Regions from separate parts of the Mus musculus genome. Here region 2 is linked to region 1. A link is a contact called in ENCODE Hi-C or POLR2A ChIA-PET data. All regions are on one chromosome and are shown on one strand. Each heading gives the region's core, a stretch centred on a gene start or an enhancer-like site at or near the end of the contact. The rest is flanking DNA. Distances are from core to core; before and after follow the strand shown.

The links. Hi-C counts contacts between places; a loop is a spot of excess contacts on that map. ChIA-PET counts read pairs that join two places held with the same protein, here RNA polymerase II (POLR2A).
Region 2: a loop to region 1 is called in a map of heart, with 2.2 times the contacts of the local background. The contact joins the promoter of Gli2 here to the enhancer-like site in region 1. A Hi-C loop is called at or near these places in 1 of 37 maps with a recorded cell type or tissue (heart). POLR2A ChIA-PET finds 5 or more read pairs at or near these places in 1 of 5 experiments (embryonic stem cell).

What each region holds. Positions count from the first base shown.
Region 1 is chr1:118,936,575-118,940,746 of GRCm38, reverse strand. All of the region lies in intron 2 of Gli2 (GLI-Kruppel family member GLI2), which reads left to right. Among named protein-coding and RNA genes, the nearest start is that of Mir6346, 16 kb to the left of the region's middle. Within about 2 kb of position 2,391, at least 2 of the 3 ENCODE cell types and tissues checked have a DNase peak (open chromatin) inside an H3K27ac peak, as active enhancers do; they include heart, where a contact is called at or near this core.
Region 2 is chr1:119,051,840-119,056,011 of GRCm38, reverse strand. Gli2 (GLI-Kruppel family member GLI2) reads left to right here and starts at 2,393. Exons shown (of 14, transcript NM_001081125.1): 1 at 2,393-2,710.

The sequences.
Region 1 (4,172 bases), core at 1,142-3,641:
TGTGTGTGTGTGTGTGTGTGTGTGAGACACATGTGAGGGAAAGGGGAAAGAGAGACAGAGAGCTCTCTCCTTCTACCACGTGGGTCCTGGGATCCAGCTCAAGTCATGAGGCTTGGCAACAAATGCCACCTTGCCAGCCCAAGGAACTTTTTTCAACAGTCCAGTGGAGCAGAAGGCTGGCTCAGTTCAGAGAAGGTTGCTGTCTGGCCAAGCAGATACCCCGCTTAAGCCGAGAAAGCCTGCTGTAAACTGTTTTTATTGTAAACTGTTTCTGGCTCTTTGGTAACATGAAGGTACCTTTTGTCTCGCCTCTGATCCCATATGGAGGGAAGCAGCCCCCCTCCCCCCAACTCCTTGTCAGCACCTACCCGATGTTAAGCTGGGAGAGTGGCCTGAGGCAGCCCTGTGGCTGCTGTTGGCTCTGCCTTTTTTTTTTTTTTTTTAAACTGAGAAAATTTGAGTCTTGGACTTCCAACTATGTTAAAATCATCTGCTTTGTAGGCTAGTCCTAGATTAGAACATTGGTCTATTGGAGGATGCAGCTTAGGCCACTTATAACTTGTCCTTATTAAAAATGAGGGGTTCTTCTTGCCTTGGGCAGTTAGGAGATGGTGCTTCTGTTGATGGTTTTGTGAAGCCTGTGAGAGCCCTGGAGGTAAAGACTTTCACTGAGTTCCCTGCAGTACAGGTTCTGAATATTTCTCTGGCATAACCGACTGCTTCCAGAGCCTGCAGCCCACCTTGTTCTAGAGAGTGCCTGCATCGGCTCTAGCCAAGGACTGTCTGACCCAATCAGTGCCTCCTCCTTCCTGGCAGTGTCCTCACCTGGCCCCTTAGGTCACATTTTTCATTATGGTCATTTTGTACCTGGACACGGCTTGAACAAAGTCTGGCTTTTTGGGGTACACCCAAATACTCAAGCGTGTCCTGTCTGCATAATAACTGGTACTATATTATTTGTGTGACTATGTATATAGTACATAGACATGTGAGTGTGTTCACATGGGAGGGAGAGGCTGAGAAGGGGAGCCAAGAGAAGGTATGGCCTGGGGGAGGGTAGAACCCAGCGATGGGCAGGGCCAGGCTGGGAGGGATGAGAGAGGAAGCCAGTTTGGTGGTGAAGTGGCCTGGTATGGGGCAGCTGGGGAGGCAGATAGGCCTCAACTGCAGCAGTCTGTAGCCCTGGATGTTATTCCTTGGGCTTTGGTGGCAGCAGAGAGGGTTTTAGGTGTAAGAGGAGACCCTGTGAGAGCTGGTATGGGAATGCTGTTGGCTACAGGTCTCCTGGGAGACTAATTTTGTTCCATAGCATGTTTCCAGGACCAAAGTCGATACGAGACCCATTCACCAGCTTCAGGCTGAAGAGTTCTGTCAGGAACATGGGTGTCTTGGGGCCCAGTGATGGGACTCAAACAGACATCCTGGAGGGTAGTTGCCACGTTGCTTACCAGGATGGGCCTTGGATCTGGTTTGGCTTTTTTTCAAACCTGTCCAAAGACAGCTAGCTCAGAGTCGGTGCTGTGCGCAGGGGTCTGGCCTGGCTGTAAATGTTTTGAGAAGGCACATCCCTGAGATTGACAGGGGGCTCAACTGAGAGCCCTTGCTGTGGAACGTTATTTCCTGAGGTGGGGTGGGTCTGGGGAACCTACCTTACTTTTAAACCATTACATTTATTTGTTATTTATGTGGTAGAGCACACATGTACCAGGGTGGACATGTGGAGGCCGGAAGACAGCTTGTAGGAGTCATTTCTCTCCTTCCATCAGGTGGGTCCTGGGGATGGAACTCAGATGCCCAGGTTTAGTGGCCTCTATCCTCTGAGCCATCTCAGTGGCCTCTTGCCATTCGGTAAAACCTTCTGACCCTGGTGTTTCCCAAGGAACTCTATAAAAGTATTATAGGGGGTGTGCACCAGATACGTGAGAGTCGGACTTCTGGTCACCGGGCACCTTGCATGGAGCTGGGTTTCCCTGGGGAAGCTGCTGAGTGGATGTTTGCTGGGCCTATACATACATGTCTGTGTGCACCTCCCCCAATGCCACATGCTCGTTCCCAAGGGAAGGGGTTGAAGCCCCCTGACCTGTCAGCCTCCGTCCCAGAGGGACCTCACTCTCCCTGTGAGGTTGCAGGGTTTGCTTGCCATCTCTTGTTTTCTTTCTGCGGCTCTGCCATGCCATTCTAAGCTGAACCACCCAAGAAGGGATCTGCTCTTTTGATTTGCTGAGCTGGGTACTTTGGAGTTGAGGTTTTCCTGTAACAGACCAAAGCAGACCCCTTGACCCCTTTGCAACCCCACAGCCCTACAGCCGTGTCTGGCTTGGCTGTCCCTCCGCCTGATTTGGCCTGGGAGCCACTGTGAGTCACTCAGGCCCTAGCTGCTGCTGTGTGATAGCCAGGAGCCCTGCCCAGGTTCTAGGGCTGAGTATTTCTCTAGGTCCTGTATGTGCCGTTCCTACTATGTCAGGGATCAGACTCCACTCTGGAGCCCAGATGTCCTTGTCAAAGAAGGCACAAAATGGTGGCCAAGCAGGCTATTTCTAGCCCAAAGCCTTGTGCCTCCGGCAGTGTACCCTGAACGATGCTGGAGATGTATTTGGCGTTGATAGAGCAGCTTCTCTGCTCCTTTTGAGAGATGGCCACCAGTCTCCTCTTACTATGTGTGTGTCTGAGTGCCTATGTGTGTCTCTGTGTGTCTGTATCTGTGTGTGTGTATCCATATGTATGCATGTGTTTGTGTCTGTGTGTCTGTGTGTATCCATGTGTATATTTGCATGTATCAGTGTGTATCCATATGCACATGTGTGTGTGTATCTGTGCATCTGTGTGTCTGTGTGTGTCCATGTATATATGTATGTCCATGTGTGTCATTGTGTGTGTCCATATGCATGTATGTGTGTCTGTTTGTTCATGTGTTTGTCCATGTTTGTGTGTGTTACAGGTTACATGTGGGTATATGCATGTGTGCAAAGAAATCAGAGGTTAATATTGAACGCTTTTCTTCATAGCTTTCCACCATGTTTTTGTTTGCTTGTTTGTTTTTAAGACAGGGTCTTTCACTTTCCTTGAACTCAGTGATTCCAGTAAGCTGGCTGGCCAGGGAGCCTCAGGAACAATCTGTCTCCACTTCCCCAGAACTGAGATGTCACGAGTGTGCCACCATACCTGAGTTCTTACACCCAGATCCTCATGCCGGCAAGGCATGGCACTTTACTGACCGAGCCATCTTCCCAGAGTCCTAGCTACTGTTGTAGCTTTTGAAGGGGCTCTGCTCACTTTGCAGGAAGTGTGTCTTGTTATATAGAACCTGGAGGAGTGTGTGCTAGAGTGTTCCACATGGTAGGGCTCAGAGGGCTTCACACGAGGACATGGAGTCAAGGGTCTCTAAAGAAGGCTTGGGCAGGACAGTATGGTTCAGGACTTAGGGATAGCCTTGAATTCCTAGTCCGGAGAAGATAAGGGCAGAAAGATCTCTGGTCAGCCACTCTAGCCAAAATGCCATGTCCCAGGTTTAATGTGAGACCCTGCCTCAAGAATAAAGAGAAGGGCTAGGGAGGTGGCTCAGAGGTCAGAAGTTATGTATTCCTCTTACAAAACACCTGGAGTCTCAGCACCAGCACTGGGCAGCTCACAACTGCTGGGATTGATTCAAGGGATCACAAGTTGTCCATGAGTACCTGCATCTCTGTGTGTATCTCACACACAGATATACATAAAAATTAAATAAATATTTTTTTTTGTTTTGGTTTTGGTTTTTTGTTTTTCCACTTGCCTCTGCCTCCTGAGTGCAGGGATTAAAGGCATGCGCCACCACGTCCGGCTAAATAAATATTTTTTAAAACCAAAAATCAAGGTAGAAGGCTACTGAAGAAGATACCTGGCATGAACCTGTGCTCTCCATGTGCACGTACACACATGTCTACATCATACGTACACAAGTTGGGGCAGTGACCTTGGCCTGTCCTGTATCTTCTACAACCTTGCTATGCATAAGTCACTTTCTCTTCTTGGGTCTCAATTTCCCCTTATCCAGTAGGTTTTCTGTGTCTAATATCACCTACAGTCTCTCTCTCTCTCTCTCTCTCTCTCTCTCTCTCTCTCTCTCTCTCTCTCAGTGCAGAGTCAAGAATTTGAGCCTCTCTTCCTACCTCCTATTTCTTGACCCTTGTGTTGGC
Region 2 (4,172 bases), core at 1,144-3,643, 120 kb before region 1:
CAAAGGGGCAAAGTCTGGACACCAGAGCAGCAGCCTGAAAGAAGCAGACAGCGGCTGGTTGTCTGGAAGAGGTTTAGCCCCACTGAGGCATGGAGAGCACAGGACACTCTCCAGTCTGTTGAGCCGCCTGGTGCACAGGTTCCCAGCTTGGTAAGCTGTCCCCACACTGGGGTGGGCTTCAGTGTGCAGCTGGTCTTTGAGTCATTTCCGTTCCTGTAAGTAACTCCTCATCCACAGCCTGTAAGACACAAACCTCATGGGTTCACCAAGTCAGACTGCAGTGGTATCCACACTTTGGACTATTGTGGGTTCCTCCCTGGGTGTGAGGGGCAGAGAAGTAGACACAAGCTGCATCTTCTCAGAAAAACGTCCTGTCACACCCCACCATGTATCGCCACACCAGAAAGTTTTCCATTTGAACACCTTGTCACCTCCCCACCCCCACTCCCCCTGACTTCCAACCTGGGAAGATGACTTTGGGGAAGACAAAGTTAGCATCAAATCCTTGTAGCATCTCTGCCCTTCCCCGCTCTAGATCAAGAAGGAAGGTAACAAGAAAGGAAGAATGGGACACAGCACTTCCCCTTCTGTTAAAAAGTAAGTCAAGGTCAGTAAAAGACTAGGCCAGCAAAGGTGCTTGCTGCGAGCCTGGGTGGGGTCCTCAGCACCCACATGACAGAAGGAGAGAAACAGCCCCCTCTGCCCTGTCCTCTGACTGCTGCCAGAGGACTGTGACCTCACACCCTGTCCCACAAAATCAATATGTGGAATATAAACTTTAAATGTAAAACTCAGGGTCTTGGAAGTGGACCTCGGAAGGAGAGTATCCATAGCATTTGGAATGCCTTGGGCTATTTCATAAAATAGATACTGACTTGCAGAAACAAATAAAGCTAAGGGAGAGCCCACGGTGTAAACTGTGCCGTCCACCAACAGTGATCCAATCAGTGAGTAACATGGGCTGAGAAGGAGCTTTCTCTAAGGCAGGGTGGAATTGGTCTGGAGGCTTGGTTCTCTTGCTTTGAGAAGGAGGGGCTCGAAAGAGATGTGACCAACATTCTCAACAGGACACCTCTATTTAAATGGACCGACCTTAGATTATTGTGGGCAAGTTTCTAAGCGTCCTCAGGCATCAGTCACTCCACCTTTAAAAGGAGGATACCCTATGGCAGGCTAAGCAATACAAAGGAACTAGACCTCAGGAAGAAATATAAAGAAGTCCCGCGGGCAGCTTTCTAAGAGCAGAGCCCAGGAGAGGAAGCTGAGTCCCATGGCTTGGGAGGGCACGGCCATTTGCTGCCTGCTTGCTTCTTGGAGTGGACAGTTCTGGACTGTATGGAAAGCCGGGGCTACTTAAGCAAATGCTTTCATGAACAGCCTCATCTACACTTTGGCCTGCAACTTCGGTGAGCCTAATTCTTCCTTCTCCCTCTGATTACTTCCATCTGGCTGCAGCAGCTTCAATGGAGTCTCCGGGATTAAAAAAAAAAGAGAAAAAAAAGAAAAAGAAAAAGAAAAAGAAAGAAAGAAAGAAAGAAAGAAAGAAAGAAAGAAAGAAAGAAAGAAAGAAAGACCCCTCTCACTGCAAAACATAAGCAGCAAGCCTAAGGTTGGCGTCACTTGTCGCCGGCGTGCTCTCAGATGGCGGCGTGAGCGAGCCATGGCGAGGGGCGCCTGGGACCCCGGGCACCTGCACTAGCTGCCCGGGCGACGAGGGCCTGCGTGAATCCAGTCTTGCTTCCCAACCCACGTGTCTTCCTTCTGCTACGGCGCACAGAGGATCCGGGAGTTTTGGGAACAACCAGCGGAGGGCTGAGGGGGTTGGGAAGAAAGGGGGAGTTCAGATATTGAAACCAGCAGTCGCAGCGCCCGAGCTCCGGAGCTCATCTGACTTGAGTTAGCAACCCCCCAACCCGGCGCCTTAGAAAAAGTGTTTGAGACTGGCGTGTGCTCCTGTAGCTGGAACTTTCTGGTAGGGGTGCTTTATTTCCTCCGAACTGGGTTGGAAGAATCTGCGATAGTCCCAGCTCTTCTCCTCCAGAGTGGCGTCTGGGTCGTCACCCCCCACCCCCACTCCCTAACTCCTGGGTTCTCTGGTCCCCCGCTGGAACTTTCCGAAGGGGTGCTTTCCTTGCTGGAGCTGAGGTGGGGGAGAGTCTGTGTTCGCCCGCTGGCAATCCCCCTCCAGGGTGGTGTCCCCCCACCCCCAGCCTCAGAGGCAGGGTGCACGCGGCGGGGCGGGCAAGCTAAGGACGCGACGATCAGGGTTTGCCCAAGCTCAGCGCGCGGGGGCGCTGCGCCATCCCAGAGACGCTGATGGATTGCATGAGTGCCGGCGTTCGCCAGCCGAGGCAGCACGGCTCCGCGGACTTTTTTTCAAACTCCTCTCATCAATGAGACTTCGAGGAGGAGCGGGAGGCGGCGGCGGCGGCTACAGAGGACGCGGAGGAAGGCGAGGAGGAGCCAGAGGAAGGAGCACGGGTCGTGCGTAGCATCGCAGCCGCCCGGAGCTGCTGGCCTGGTGTCCTTAGGGACTGCCCGAGTCCCCCGCCCGCCTTGGTCCCCTCCTCTGCCTGGCCAGCCCCGCCCCGGCAGCCGGAGCCCCCGCACTCGGCAGCCCCACTCCAGCCAAGTTGGGATGGGGCCCTGCAACCACTGCCCGGCGCCCGAGAGGCCACCTGCATGCTAGAGGCAAACTTTTGTCTCCTCGGTAAAGTTGCATTGGCCTTCCCACCCTTCCTTTTTTCTTTTCTTTCTTTCTTTCTTTTTTTTTTTTTCCTCCCCTTACTCTTGGTGGCGAAGCACTTCCTAGCCTGGCCAGCTTCGGCTGAGATGCTGTGGCGGTCTTGGAGTGTCTCTCATCCGTTTACCGGAATCGAGATCGTGACACTGATTTTAGGGGGGCCGGCTAAAGAAGGCAACCCTGATTAGTGCCCTGGTCCAGCAGCGGCAGGGCTTAAGGAGGATCTTGGGGATCAGAACTCGTGGCCGGGGTCGATTTTATTACCACAGCCCTCCACTTGAGGGGAAGTGCTTCTTGTTCTTGGGTTGCTCGGGTAGGCCGGTCTTTGACCGGTGGTACCGCTTGGAGCCTGGAACTGTTTGGGGGCGACGTGGGGGCTGGGGTGCGCCGAAGCTCCCTTAGATGGGCAGCTGGGAGCGCGCCTGTGGGACTGTGCGGTGTGCTGCAACCGCCGCCGGCCACTTGGAAACTTGCAACTCTACTTCTCCGCGCTGCGAGTCCGCGTCCAGGAGCCAGTCTTTTCTTTCTTCCTTCTTTCCCTCTCGTTGAACCCTGTTGCCCCTTCCCTCCGCCGCCAGTCTCTGGACCTCGGTTCTGGCTTCCTTACCTTTCTCTCTTATCCTAGGTCTCCAGATCCCCTTGACTTCCAGAATGGATCCACGCGTAATCCTTCGCCGAGGGATCGGTTCCCCCTACTCCTCGCTTTCATCCTAGCCCCCACTTAACACCCCCCAAGCAATCTCTCAACAAGTATATTTGCTGAGGAATTTGAAAAATCCACTACTGCAACTTGATCTGTGTGTGATGGATGAGGAGCGGCGCGGACAGAGTTGGGCGCCAATCCTATTAAGGGTTTAGAGAGAGGGGAGCGTTTTTTTTCCTCCGGGATTGGGGGTGGGGGGAGGGACCGTGTGCTTGAGTGAGTTCGAGAGGGCTCCCGCCGCGCCGGGAGCTGGAAGTCCACCCAACTGGGCTCCTTTTCAGCCCGGCAGCAATTGCTCTCATTTCCTAGGAAACCTGACTTTTAGAGCTTGAGGACACTAAGGATGGAGCCCTTGCGCTTCACCTCGAGTGACCTGGCTACAGAGACGCAAGGAGTTTGTGGGGATCCCCCAGGGCGCCTCTCCTTCCAGGCTTTGTGTGTGTGTCTGTGTGTGTAACTGTCCTGTGATTCCCAGAGCCGATCCCAGTTGGAGCAGGGGTAGGAGAGACTTCTCTTGGTAGTCTCATCCTTCAGAGACTGGGAAGGGATGGGTTCTGTACCTCTCTGTTCCCCAGCTGGGGCATCCTTCATCTTGCTGTTCGGTGGCCGCACGATGTCCTGGGCCCCTTGCCCCTCCGCCCTCGCTGGGCGTGTAAAGGTTTAATCCCCACAGCTTCAGATAAAGGGAACAGTTGTAAAACGCTCATATGCTGTTTGCAGACGAGG